Linked DNA regions of Mus musculus: region 2 is linked to region 1. The links are chromatin loops, found by intact Hi-C in ENCODE. Cell type or tissue: left cerebral cortex. All regions are shown on one strand. Links, peaks and the distances in the headings refer to the core of each region. The heading gives the core; the rest is flanking DNA.

Region 1 (7,453 bases), core at 861-5,860:
TGTAACTGCATGAAGAAAGCAAGTCCCATTCAGAAATATGTGGCTAGGCCTTGGCTGATGGACAGAAAGTGTAAAGACAACTTGCAGATGGCACTGAGAGACACAATCCTCTTTACTATAACTCCTCTAGAGTTGACTCAATACTTTTGCTGGCTTTTGCCCTGTTGGGATCTTTAGGTCCATGAGTAGTCAATGTGTTACTGTAGATTGTGAATGCATACACTTTTTCGTTGTTGTTTTTAAGAGTGTGATCCAAATCCTCCTTTCTGTTACTAAGTAGGAAGCAACTGAGAGAACAAAGCTCTCTACAGTGTCAATGATGCGAGTAACTTCTTTGCTGACCTAAAGGGAAGTTTTCAAAGACCACGAGGCTATTTCCCCAGGTTTTGGTGGATTAGCCACAAATACACATTGGAATTTAGACAGCAGTATTTATATTTCTCCACCACTTAAAAATAATTCTAAAATAAAGCTCAGTAAACTATAGTCTGGGGCCAATATCTGAACTCCCCCTGTTTTTGTAAGTAAAGACCCCATACAGGTGTAAACCCAAATATTAGTGTCCAGCCCCTTATTGGAAAAGGATTGTTAACCCAGGGCCTGTTTGTATTTTAGTAATGAATTATCATTCACCTAAAGGGATTAGACTGAATTACCCAATAACATGGCAGGTGTGAGGGGGCAGGTCTTTAGAATTCTTATTCTCCCCTAATGAGGGTTCTCTTCTCCAAGGCAAACCCAGCCCACCCTTGCAAGCGATGTTCCTCATTTCTTCTGAAAAGCTCCCCATTTCCCCTCTCCTTTTAGTTTCTCCTTCCTGTTCACTTAGAGGTGGGACTGGGGCACATGGCAGGAGCTTAGAACTGTCAGCTTCTAACTCCTGTGGACTTGGCCGATACCTGAGCACACCTGGTGCCTCATCGAGGCCAGGTGTTCCGGGTTCCTGGTTGGCTCTGCTGCCTGGCACCATGGAGGGTGGGGAAGGGCAGAACGGCCAATGTGATGATGTCCTGGTCATTGGGAAATCTCGTGTTGGAGAGGAGGCAAGGGTGGAGGGCACACCTATAGATCGGCTTGTGCTGGAGTTGGGGAGTAGAGAGAGATAGAGAGAAGCCCCTGGGCTCATGGGAAGTCTTGGCCATGGAGCACTGAGTAAGAACTGCTGACTGAAAGGGCAGAAGGAGGCAGTTGGGTCAGGCTCGGAACAGGTGCTGTAGATGAATGAACCAGGCTGAGGTCAAAGGTCTTGTTACGATCCCCCATGTACCTCCTGTACTCCAGTCCTGGCATAAACGATAGGTTATTGCGTGTAATGAACAAAATCCATGTTTTTAGTCCCTGAAATTTCTAGTGAGAGAAGGTGGCAGTCTGGATGGTAGGGTAACATAGTAGGTGGCCCAGATCACAGAGCAGGACAGGAGCCTCTTGCAAGGTCTGAGCAAGGGTGTGTTTTGCTCTGAGTTACATCTTCCAAATATGGCTCTAGCTGCCATACGGGAGACCAGGTCAGAGGCTATTGGAATCGTCTGCAGGAGGGTAGCTGGGAAGAAGCATATTCTAAATTTGCTACGGAGGCAGGCAAGCTTCTCAGAGGCTGGCCTTGGGTGGGATGGAAGAACTCAGGGATGAATCCAGTGTAGTGATTTGGAGTATGGGAGGAAGAGGGTAGAATTACCATTTACTGGGATGGGAAAACTTGTGAACCAGTTGGTCAGTCATGAGTTTGGGTGTGGACATGCCAACTGTCACGTTGCAGATGCTCAGGAGAAGCCGTTGTGAGCGTGGTGTATAGGGGGAGAGGTGGGCTGTGGGTCTCCATTTGGGAATCATCAGCCTAGAGATGGTACTTAGACGCTGAATTGTTTCTTCACAGAGGGAGGGTGGATGCAGAAGAGTAGAGCATGAGAGTACAGGTTTCAGGTCATGATGTTCAGAGGGTGGGGCATCAGGAGGACAGCTGGTATTTATAAACACTAGAACGAGAATATGAGAATCGATATCAGGACATTTACCAAAGCACTATCTGGTAGGGGGTGACAGAACAAGTCCACAGAAAGCTCTCCCAACGGTACAACAGATCCAGGCTGGTGGCCCCATCACCGCCAAGCAAGGGTGATGCTGTGCCCTGCTGTGCTGCTCTCTCAAAAAATGTGAGCGTTGTCTCTAAGCCAATTGTAAATGATGGCCAGGGTCATAGGGTTTTCTAACATGCTGGGCAGTCAGGCAAACAGCTGTAGGAGTGGTTGCAGGGAGACTGGGGGGCTGTAGGTGACAGGCAGGGATAACTCGGGGTGACAGACTCTCTAGCTGCTCCCCAGAAGCCATAGTTATGGGAGAAGCCATAGTTTCCTCAGAAGCACTTGGCACGTTGTCCGGACAGCAAGAGAAGCCAGTGCTGCCATTGATAGCTGTGTGACTTCAGGAAAATTGCTCAATGTCTCCCAAGCTCTATTTCCTCGTCGCTCATGACTAATAATTCCGTCCATGGGGGTATTTGTAAAGATTAAAGAATGTTAAGTACATTAATGCGTGTAGTGAACTGCAAAGCTATATGCAAATACAAGCGTTGGAACTAAGGAGGTCTGTGATTCCTGGCTCCATTTACACAAGAATGGATTGTCACACTTTGCATAAGTGATGGGTTTTCCTTTCTGAAGTTACTTCTTTGAGATCCCTAATCCTTACCATTGGGAGAAAGACTGGGGTTAGGAGAGAGGAGAAGGGTAACACAGGAGGTGAATGACCAAAGCACATTAATACATGTTTGAAAACATCTTAATGACACCCATTATTTTGTACAATGAGTTAGGCTGGTGGGGGGGAGACAAAATCGATATTTTAGAGAAAAAAAAAAGCTTCACAAACTGAAAGTGTCTTCCATTATTTGCTTTAGAGTTAAAGCATGAGCCACCATCCTTGGACTGGGAACACAAGAAAGACATTTCACTTCCCCCATCAATGATTTCTCTCTCCCTCCGGTTCCTTATCTGCCTCCTCCTTATCTCAGAAAAGCCTTTAGCCGGTTGCCAGGAGAGATGGCTGATCTTTCTCTTCTGCCTCCCGCAATGCTGATAAAAAGCAGGAGGGGGCACAAGGGATGGAAACAATTCTGGTCCTGCCAGCCTCAGTCCAAGGAGCATTTTAGGCCAGGGGATGGGGTTCCCCTGCTGGGGGCGGGGAGATCAGTAGGTCTGTGTGTTCCAGTCTCGACAGTCCAAAACCCTCTCTTGACATTGGGAAAGTCAGTGAGTTGGATTCAAGCTTTAGGGACTCTTTGGCTGCAGTCTGGTTACTTCTGCATGCAGCCACTAGATGGCAATGTCTTCCTAACCCTAAAGCAAGGTTTTGCTTTGGAAAAATGCCAAGTTTTAACACAGACAAACCACACACACACACACACACAGACACACAGACACACAGACACACAGACACACACAGACACACACACACACACACACACAGACACACAGACACACAGACACACACACACACACACACACACAGAGACACACACACACACACACACACACACACACACACACACACTTGTTCTCCCCTAAAGTGCAAAATAATATCCATATCAATAGGGAAGCAAAGAACGTTCTTTCTGAAAACTCTGGGTAAGTTAGTGATGCAGACAGACAGGGCACCTGCTGGAAGGAGGCATATTTGTGAGGACTGAGGTCTTCATTGAAGATGTCTTCAGTGGCTGCAGACAGTGTCATCAGGGAGCTATGGGAACTGTTGGGTATTAGGAAGCTGCAGAGGTCATGGAGATGTGCCCTAGATGGAAGGTTTGTGTGAAGAACCCTGCAAAACTCTGGCCCATGCCAAGTGCCGCCTGGCCTTGCAGAAGTTGGCCTTGCAGACACATGCCCAGGGCTGGCTGTTAAGACTGTCCTGGCAGAATCAAGGACCTCCTTTGCAGGCAAGGAATTCAGAGAGAGACAGTGCGATGGGAGCCTTCTCTTGTAGATGGGGAAACTGAGGTCAGAGCAAGGAAGGTCTCTGGAGTCTGTCTTCTTGCTAAGTTTCTTTGCATGTAAACAGCCCAATTGACTTTAAATGGCTTTTCCCAATGTCTCATGCTCTTTGATGAGCTAGCATAGCTTCTTAAGCTTCCTGGCTCCAGCTTGCCAAGCGCCAGTGTCTATGCAAACCCGGGCATGCTGCAGTGGTTGAGGTTCCAATAGCAGATGAATATGTTCAAAGCCATCCAGCAGCCAAGTGATCCGGTAGAGGAGAAAAGTCATTCCAAGTAATCGCTTATTAACTCGCCAAGCAATCTCACATCTCACCGTAGATGCTTTGCAGCTAATAATGATAATAATAAGTACTTATTTAGTGCTTCTTGTAGATCAGTCTCCATTTTAATCAGTTAGTATCATAGAGCCACATTATTCCAACAACACCATGAAATAGATCCTACTGCCATTTTTTTGAGTCAGGAGCTGTCTGTCTATACAGCTCAGGCTGTCCTGGAACACAGGAGAAATGCCCCCCCCCCCCCCCGCCTCAGTTTCCACAGTGCTTGGATTACCGATATCTGCTGACAAATTTGGTTCAGTTATTACTCTGTCTGTGTTACAGGTCCAATAGGGTAAATCAGAGAAGGTAAATAACTCGCCTACGGTTACACAGCTGGAAGGCACAGAGCCAACATCACACCCTGCTTTGCCTAACTCCAGAGCAGATCTTTTAGCATTCCTGCCATGAAGTTGCTTATGACACTTTCTCCCATGTGTAGGCTCTGACAGAGGCACTTGTCAGAGTTTCGGACCAGAGCACCAGTCAGCATCTTATCATTTTCCGATTGTGACATGGTGGCCCAGGGGTGGTGAGCAGGCTCAGGGCTTGGAGACTTGGTGGCTTCCAAGTCACACCTACAGGCTACTCAGAACGTGAACGTGTGGGACGAAAGAGTTGCTTGTAGACAGAGGCCAGCACCAACAGGCAAGACACTGCTGGATCTGTTTGGGGGCAAGCACAGGAGGAGTGGGTATCTCAGGGGACAAAAGGACAATAGCACAAAGAGGTAGTCTGTGTATAAAGGGCCACCCTGTTCTGGGGTCTGAGTGTCACCTTGATACAAAAGGACTTAGCATGTGGCAGTAAGGACTGACTACTCCATCTCCATCTTGTGGGAGACAGTGTCTCAAATGAAGAAATAGATGCCATGGGCTAGGCGTGTAACATGGTGGAAGGGTTCTTGCTTAGCATGTGTGAAGGTCTGGGGTCCCTTGGCACTAGAAACAAAAACAGAAACGAGGAACACAGAGGCCAGATTAAAAATGGGCTTCAAAAATCCAGGTTCCTGTTTTACCACAAAAGGCTATGACATTGAAGTGGAAGCATGTGAGATGCAGATGACTAGTCACCGGCTGCCAGTGCCGAAGTTACTGGTACACAAGTAGTACCGAGATTTCCAGTCCGACAGACTGGATTCCCAGATCCACGCCACCCTCTTTTACATTATGACCCTTGGGCAAACTATCTAGTGTCTACTGAGTCTCTATTTCCTCATATTTAAAAGAGGGAAAATTCAATATCTGCCCCAACGTTGCTGAGAGCACTAAACAGATGAAGTACACAACGTACCTGGTTGGCCACACTGTCTGGCTGCCGTGCCTAATAAACAGTAATGGGGATGATGAGGACGGTTGCTATACAGGCCCACCCTGGAAGTCTTGTTATACAAGTCTGGCAACCCGAGTTCAATCCCCAGGACCCACGTAAAAAAAGTGTCCACAAAAATGTCCTCTGATCTCTACAATTGTGTCATGGCACATCATATACCCTTATCTTATCTATGGATGAACACACACACACACACACACACAGAGTAGTAAAAAAATAAATATATATATATATATTTAAAGGGACCAGAAATAGAAGAGAATAAAAGAAGGAAACTCCCTAAGGACACCTCTTTCCAAGAAGAGAAACCATGATTCTATAATAGGTTTGAAAAACCAAGTATGGCTTTCTTGATGATATGCTAGTACCAGGATGTAAAAAAAGCCAGAGAGAGTCATAGTAATTGCTGGATCCACCTGCATACTACTCAGTCCTCCTCCACGCACCTGCCACACAGGCTGAGGTTCTACCATGAGGACAGTAATCAGGTAGAAGGGTCTGCAATGTTCTCATTCTCCACATTTAACTTCAGGCTGCCTGTTCTTGATATAAACACAAATGAGAGCTGACAACTCATTTTCTTCTTTTGTATTACAGAAGGGACCTGTTATTGTGGAAGACTGGGAAAAAAATAGGCTAGGCAAAATTAGGAAGATACTACAGCCTGAAACCCAGTCATCTGCATGTAACTACCATTAGAATGTTGGCCTTCACTTTGTCATTTCCTTTTATCAAAATGGTTTTCTCTTGTGGAATGTAATATTATGTACACCACTACTTTTCCTTTTTGGATAATGATTTTTAACTCTCCCCTAGGAAATCTTTTCCCAGAGTTGTGAAGAATTTGCCTAAACCCTTTTATAAAATGTGTATGTTAATAATCCACCTCCAAGCTGATCTCTGTGTATGGCAGATAGAAGAAGGAACAAGTTCTATTTCCTTTTCAAATGAATTTTCAGTGACAACCAAGCCATGTTCTCTCCAGCATTTCTCAGTTTGACCTTTTCTCGAAAACTCTGTTGGCCACACATGGGCGGATCTCTCCACTGGTTGCTGCTGTGATCCAGCAGTCTGTCTGCATGCTGTCTATAAAGGAAGAGGCTATGCTTTTCTGCGAGGTATCTGCATGCTGTCTATAAAGGAAGAGGCTATGCTTTTCTGCGAGGTAACAATGAACCTCAACAATTCACGGATAAACTAATTTTCCCCTTGGCAGATCCCAGGAGATGTATCATGGCACATGGCCTTTCCAAGGTGGAGTCAGCACTGTAGGGAGAGCTCTCCATGCAGGCTACAGACTGGAAATGGTCCATGGGCTTCACTGACTCATCGTGCAAACATCATCCATCATTCCCTTCCTCTTACAGTTCATATGTCATAACCAGTCAGGGAGCTCCACCCACCTGCAAAGGGCAGTGATGTGCTGGCTGCCATGTGCCTGGAAGGGGAGGATGCTATTGGAAAACACGAGTGACGACTGTCTCCATTTATTTATCCCTGAATGAAAATGACAGTCTTAATCACTACAGTTTAACAGCAAGATGCCGCAGCCGGTAGAGCAGGCCCTCCAACTCTGCTTTGCCTTCTAGAAGGTCACGGCTTGCCTTGAATCTTGGTAACTCTGTATGAATGTAAGAAAGTGGTTACGAGCTTTCAAAGTCTTTTTAGGAGGTGGGAGCTAGATTTGTCTCAGCTGGTCAAATGCTTGCCATACAAGCATCCAGGATCTGCATTCAGATCTTCAGCATCCATGTAAAGATCTTGCCCTGATGGCCTTCTCATCACTGGGGAGATAGAGACAGAGACTTTCTGGGGA
Region 2 (7,453 bases), core at 980-5,979, 530 kb after region 1:
TATTTATAATTTCTAGTAAGGCAGCCGCTGGAGGGTAGCCCGGCACCATGCTGTGGAAGGAACTCCTGAGTATATTTTCCAAACATGGGCTGAAAGAGCTTGTTGCTTCTCCCCTTAGGACACTCAAGTGCGAACCAGGACAGTGGAGTGACCACAACTTCTGGTCCTATGAGGAGACCTCAGATTCCAGGTGAGTTTTCCATCATGAAGCAAACATCAGATAATTACAGCAAGATTCTCTGAATATCCTAGATGAGACTTCATCAAATGCACATCTGGCTTCCCTCTGTAAGATTAAGTATAAATAAAAATGCTACAGCCTCCTTGTAGGCCTCTGTTTCCCCCTCTAGGTATCTATGGATGAGCTCACATTGAGGCCTACCTCAAAGAACTGATGCATCAGTTACTAAGGCACTCTCCCCTCAGGAATGATGATGGATCACCCAAGTTCTTCCTAGCTCAACGCAGTTTCCCCTATATTTCTGGGACTGAGATGAAGAGTGTTATTCTCTTGCGTTGGCAGGCAGGGAGAAGACACCAAATCATCTGTGTTGGCTGGAGTGAAAACCATTCCTCTGGTCCTCAAACTACTTTTCCTTGAGGGACAGTCTGCTAATGCAGCCAGAAGGAACTTTTCATAAAGTCTCATACACACAGGGAGGGAGCTTTGACATCTGGCCGTCCCATGCTACAAGATTTAAAATTTGATGCAGTTTCTTCTTTTACCTTGGGGTTGAAAATGAGCATGTGCAAAGGGGGAGATTCCACAAAGGAAGTTTCCCTTAATGCTCTTTTAACCCTTTCTTTAGAGGGCTCCAAAACAGCTTCCCTTGTGGACCTTGCTCCTTTATCTCAACTCATTGGCCACCTGGACACAAAGATAGAGGGGACGTTCAGGGAGGAGTGGGCAGGGGAGAGGAGGCTGGATTCAAGCACGAGGATTCATCCCAATCTATTGAGAAGGAATATGGACTCCTCAGTGCTGAAGGCCAGGCAGCATAGAAGAAGGAGGAACAGAAGTGACATCTTCCTGAAAGTGTCCTTGCTTCCTTAAAGTAAACCAAAGGGGATGCACAGTCTGAAGTAAGAGGAAATCAAGACTTCCAAGGAAAACTGTGGCTAACAAATCCCTGTCTTTCTTCTTTCTCAAGCCTTCATTTACCACACACATCTGCAACTGAATCGATTCAACTTGTCAATCCTTTTGAAGCCTGAGTTTAAAACAAATGCATAATATTACATCAATCCACAAGTGGTACATAATTATCCAGTAAATTTTAGAAACTATAGCTTAGAAAATAGATGGAAATATCAATCTCTTACTGTATCTCAATACCCACAAGTGTTAAAGCTACAGTCTTAATTAATGTTCTTCCTAATATTTTTTCAAATTAATTTATTTCAAAACTGCCACATGTGCTATTTGACTAATATTTTCTGCCTGTCAGTTCCACTTTCCATGTCATTAAGCACCTTTCTCTTGAATTATGTAGCACATAACAAAATGTGTAACTCCTGATCTATTTATTTAATCCCTCACCATTGGACATTAAGTTGGCTTCAACTTTTATTGGTATAAACATCATAACATCTTTAAAGATAACTTTGAGATCCTCTAGCATTTTAGAAGTGTAACTGCTAAATCAAAAAAGCTTGAGTAATTTAGAGTCTGTCATCAGTGGAACCGAATGATTGAAAGAAGTAGAAGATGTCTCTCTCTCTCTTTTTTAACCTTTACCGTAGGAACATTCTTTGCCCACTAGATTATGAACTCCACCTTTGTTTTGAGCAAAATGCAAGGCAGATGCTCTTACACAGACATGGGCTGTTTCTGTCAAGAGAAATATAAATTTCCTTTAATCTACTTAGAAGTTCACCAAAAACATGTACAGACTTCAACAGGTTGCTTGATATCTTTTTTTTTTTTCTTTTTGAAACACTTTTATTCTGGAAGAACTATTGATGAAAGGTTAATAAGAGAAGTCTGTTGGACGAACATCTACAGCAGAGTCTGTCTTAGGGTGTTTTAGCTGAGCTGTTAGTCAGACCACTCTGCGGAGCTGACTGGGGGTTTTATTTGGAGCGGATCAAGTTTTAAATTGCATTTTTAAAATTTCATAAAGCATGCTTGTGAAGCTCACATATGTCCTTTTCCTCACCACAGAATGGCTCATCATCTTGGCATCTCTCCTGGCACTGGCTCTGATTCTTGCCGTCTGCATCGCGGTCAATAGTAGGAGAAGGTAAGAGAGAGTGCCCCTGGCAGCTTTCCACTTCAAAGGGCATCGTGGAACTTGGGTTTTATATCCATGTTGCTCAGACTATAGCCCTTGTGACTGTCAGCCTTGGTACCCTGGAGCTTGTTAGACATGTAGGGTTTCTTGCCTGACACCAGATTTCCTGCACTAGATCCCAGGGAATCCTGCCCATAACACAGTTTAAGAAGCCCTTCTCTGCCCGATTCTTTAGAAAAGTAAGACATCTATGATGACTTGGAACCCCTCCTTTAACCAGTGCTTGAGTTTTACTGTTTCTAAACTTTTCATGGTTAAACCATATGCTGACTATCAGATAGAAGCTATTAAATAGTTCACTGGAAAGACACTTAAAGTATATACTCAACCACTGGCTCATTTAACAAATATTAACTAAGCTTTTCCAATGCTTAAAATGTTGTATAACAAATCAAGAGTTGGTCATCTTCCTTTGACCATTGGAAGCGTATGGAACCTTCTGGAATCTTTGCCCAAAATTGGCATGGGCCACGTTTTGCTGCTTGTTTCTCTTTAAGGATATTATTTTGTGTTTTATGAAAGATTCAGTTGAAGAGATTCGGGGCATTGCCTAGGGAAATTCTTCTCACAGTGAGGTATATGAAGCACTGATGATCCTCTAGACTAGAGAATCGTCGGTCCAGTGCCACAGAAAGGGCAGATGGTTGTCTTCACATCCTTGAAACCCCTCTCTCCCACAGTAACAAAGGCTCTGTATTCTGAAAGTCATTTATATACTATGCATATTTAATTAATTTATAAGCAACCTCTCAGTAGAGTGCTACCCAAGGTGAAATGCAGGACAATAGTAACTCTAGCACCAGGAGATGGGAACTTTAAGCCAGGGCACTTAAAAATAAAAGTCTAAATTCCTACCCAGACGTTTTAAAGATTCATTGTTTTTTCCTAAATGTCTGCTGCAGACATGAAGCTGTTTGTAAATATCCCTTGGGATTGCCCCTTGGAAGGTTGGAGTCTTCCTGCTTAACTGGGCTGCCTTTGCTGCGCCTCTAAATCACCTCGCAGTCCCCAAATGATTCAGATTCTGAGAAGTCAGAAGAGAAATAAACACTTTGTTCTTACTGTTCAGAAAGAATAAGAAACTGTTTCCAGTGGCCCGCACAGTCTCTGGAGGGCTTCGCATCATCTACAGAAACCAGATAGCACTGCTCTACACTGCTTAGAACTCGTGACAGTGCTCACTCAAATCATGGTGCTGCTAACTATACCTTTGAGGGAATAAGAAAACTATTAGTCATGAGTGCTGCCCACCCATGGAGCAAAGGCTGGGGAAAATATGAGAGACCTCCTATGGGCTCCCACGATTACATGAAAACAAATCTGGGAGCTGCAGAAGTGCTTCGAAGCGCTTTTGTTCTTCCTCTTGGCGTCCCTGTTTTCTCTTGGATTATTTTTGCTCAATTAAATATGAACTTCCTTTTTTTTGGAATCAGCCTTTGATTTCAGGCCCTAGAATGTGTCACATGTACAGTCCATAAGCTTTGCAGATGTCACCATGGAGATGTCCCAGATGCTCTTGGCATGGAGGCCCCTCCTTCAGCATCTCAGCTGTCCTGGAGAGCAGTTGGAATCTTGCACATTGTAGCATCTTAGCCCTCATGGCTCCCTGTCTCCTCAGCAGCAGAGAAAGGACCTCATGGCCTCCTCTCCCCTTGTCCCCAGGCCAGCCATCACCCTAGCAACCCACAAACAGGGCAGGCAGAAGCTGGCTGAGCCAGCCTCTCACCGGGAAAGCAGCTTCGTGGACTTCATAAATTATTGTGTCCTGATTTGATAATTGAAAACAGATTTGCCACACTGCTGAAAAGTGGTTAAGGACCGCATGGGCCCCTTAATGTGTGTTGTGTTCCTAAAACTAATAGCCCATGGGCCTCTTAATGTGTGCTGCGTTCCTAAGGCTAATAGCCCATCTCTAATCCCGCTAGAAGGCAGGAGCCTTTCTGCTTTGAGTACTCCATTTATGAAAGATATGGAACTCTATTTTCATCAAAGAAAGTTTGGTCCAGAGGGGATTCATTTATTCAACAAGCATCTTTTGCAGGCATCTCCGGCTGTTAGCTTTAATGAGGAAGGAGAGAATATGGAGAGCACGTTCTTCTCTAAAACAGTTTTGAGGTTTAGATATATGGAGTTCTAAGACAGGCTGACAGCTGGGAAGATGGTTATGTTAGTAACGTATTGCTGTGCACAAAGGAGGGCCTGATTCATGCCCCCAGGACCCATGTAAAAGGCTGGTCATGATGGTGTGACCTCATAATCCCAGCACTGGGGAGTCAGAGACAAGAGTCTTTCCCTGGAGCCTGCTAGCCAGTCTAGTGAAATTGGTGAGCACCAGGTTCAGTGAGGAAAAACCTGTCTCAATAAAGTAGGTGGAGAGTGACTCAGAAAGACACCCAACATTGACCTGTGGCCTCCATGCTCACATATGCCCAGGAGCCAATAAACCTAAATGCATGAACGAGTGTACATACACACACACACACACACACACACACACACACACACACACACACACGCACGCACACGCACACACACACAAACACACAGAGCTATCATTGAGGACACCCTTTGTGCTCATTGAACCAGAGGTGGCATTAGGCAGAGATACTAACTCCCAGCATTTGTATTGCAAAGTTCTCCAAGAGTCACAGCATCTGAATGGTCCTGATGGGATGGGCATCTGAGAGATGGCTTAGCTAGAGGAGGACCCATGTCTAGTTCCCAGCACCCACATGGTGGCTTCATAACCCTAGATCCATGGATCTGCTACCCGCCTCTGGGCTTTGAAGACACCTGGAAAACATATGGTATACATGCATGCATGCAGGCAAAGCACCCATGCATATAAAATAAAAATAAGCAATCATTGATGGTGGGAGTGCTCCATGGTTTCCTCAACTTTTCCCACCCTTGGCATGATCACACCAGCTTTGCCTGCTGCCTTCATGAAACCAGGAGCCTGAATTAGAGCTCTGTGTGCTCCCCAGAAGAGCAAGTTGCATCAGGAGCCAGTTGTGTCGGGAGATATTGGATGAGGCACAACAGTAGCAGCCCTTAGGCACCTTCCCCTTGAAGAATTTATCTGATGTGTCTGGAAAGGAGAAAAGCCTCCAGGGCCTTGCCAAAGAAAGCTTCCAAACTCAGGTCTGGTCTCAAAAGATTCTATGCTAGCTGTGCAGAGCACGCCCCGTCAGCCTTCCCTTTCATGAGAATGATGATATTTTTAAGGAACCTTTGCCTAGTCATAAATCTCCATGATTTGGTAAGCTTTTCCTTCTGTTGTGTAGTAGTCAGGCTTAGTCTGATGGGTGCTCACTTGAACTGGGTCTGCATCCTAGAAGAGTGCCATCCATGAGACTTCCTCCAGGGATAATCATGGTCCATGTCTACTCTCTAAGCTACCATCATAGTGACTTTAGACTCATTCTATCACAGAAGTAAGATGTTTCCCCCTCAGGAAAAATTTTTATTTAGAAATAATATGAGCTGAAGGGCGGGCATGTAATAGCACAGGTTTGGAGATGTCCAGGCTGCACATCCATAGAGAAAAGAGCAGCATAGCAAATCGTTCTTTTGGGCGCTTGGAGGTAGCTAGAGTGTTAATCACAAGGATGCGTTTGTTAAAGCAAATTCTAAGAAGTGGATTTTAAATTGTTCTTTGTTTAAACTTAACTGCACATAAGACTGGGCATGGCAGCACACACCTGTAATCCTAGCAAGCTAAATCTGGAGAATCATGGGTGTGAAACCAGGTTAGGTGTATAGCAAAACCCTGTCTCAAAGTAAATAGGTCCAACAAACAAAGAAACAAATAGCCACATGTGGCTGGTGGCTACTATATTGGATAGCACATCTCTAGTATCTGCATAAACATCTGAAGGGGTTTGGGGATAGAAAAGCCATAAAATCAATTGCCAAGTTATTGTCTAAGTAGAGATCAACTCCAGGATGCTCTAAAAGTATGTTATCTGAATCCAGTGCCCACCTTGTCTGCCCTCCCCTTCAAGGATAAGTCCAGGGCTGGCTCATTTCCTTTCCTGTGTTTGCTGTGTGTTCTGTGGAGCTTGCAGTTCAAGGGAGGAAAAGACAAAGATGAGATGAGTTTTTGTAAGGACATCTGGTCGCTTAGACGCAGCTGTAAAGATAACAGATGTAGTGTGTAGTGTGGCATCAGACACCACTCTTGGATTCAACCTCTGGTTTACAAACACCTCTTCAGCATCCGTCTTCTGTGCTGAAAACCACAACTAAGGAAAAGGAAAAATGTCGGATTAGTCTTAAACATGGTCTTAAAAGTGCTTATTAATGCCCAGAGCACTTGATATTCCACTGTTTCTTAGAATAATCTTAAGCAACCTTCCTGAAAGAACATAGACTGATAATAGGGACAGAAATCTAGAGGTCAGTGGGTCAACACAGTGAACATGTCTACCTGTCTGCTGTGACACACTTCCAAATCAGTTCCTTCATTTGGAAAAATGGTTCTCAACCTGGGTTGTGACCCCCTTCAGAGGTCGAATGACCCTTTCACAGGGGTTGCCTAAGACCATCCTGCATGTTAGATATGGCGATTCATAATAGTAGCAAAATTACATTATGAAGAAATGAAGTAGTAACAGAAATAACTTTATGGTTGGAGGTCACTACAACATGGGGGAACTGTATTAAAGGGTATTATAGTCTTAGGAAGGTTGAGAACAACTGACTTAGAGGAATAGCGTCAATCTGGTCCTGCCTGCGTGAATTGACGTATTTTTGTACTGACAAGCACTTTGCTGTTTTTCATCCTACCTCTCAGCAATCTGGTTGATAAGCAAATGGGACTTAGTTAGGCGAGGCAAGTTTCCTCTAAGAACACAGGCTAGGTCACCTGAGAGTTTGGAATAATACAGGCAGTGTTCGCCTCCAGCTTTTGAGTTATCTTGCCAATGCATAGAGGAAGGCAGGTGGAGTGCTGGGGTTGTTAGCCTGATCTCTGGCAGCTTTAACAAGCAGGCTTTGCCACTCATTCTCAGTAGGCCAGTTAAACAGGTAAGTCGATTCAGAGCAGAGAAAGAAAAGGTAGACAATATGACCATTGGGAAGAGGAACAAAGAAAGATATACCTTGACAATCCTTTCCCCAAATCCAGCTCCAGAGTCCAGACATGAAATATAAAT

The links. Hi-C counts contacts between places; a loop is a spot of excess contacts. Peaks named below come from ENCODE experiments on the same cell type or tissue, not always from the same donor. Only the 100,000 strongest peaks of a DNase experiment are listed, where the experiment ranks them.
Region 2: a loop joins it to region 1, with 2.6 times the contacts of the local background. A loop is called at or near these places in 8 of 42 quality-filtered maps.

What each region holds. Positions count from the first base shown.
Region 1 is chr2:103,343,353-103,350,805 of GRCm38, reverse strand. All of the region lies in intron 1 of A930006I01Rik (RIKEN cDNA A930006I01 gene), which reads left to right. Among named protein-coding and RNA genes, the nearest start is that of A930006I01Rik, 26 kb to the left of the region's middle. In left cerebral cortex, for the core only: a CTCF peak has its summit at 3,285 (motif pointing right); a DNase peak (open chromatin) is centred at 3,287; H3K4me3 peaks cover 195 bases.
Region 2 is chr2:102,816,998-102,824,450 of GRCm38, reverse strand. Cd44 (CD44 antigen) reads left to right here. Exons shown (of 9, transcript NM_001039151.1): 7 at 119-190; 8 at 2,165-2,243. Among named protein-coding and RNA genes, the nearest start is that of Gm13872, 74 kb to the right of the region's middle. In left cerebral cortex, for the core only: no CTCF peak of the experiment used is centred there; DNase peaks (open chromatin) are centred at 2,211 and 3,874.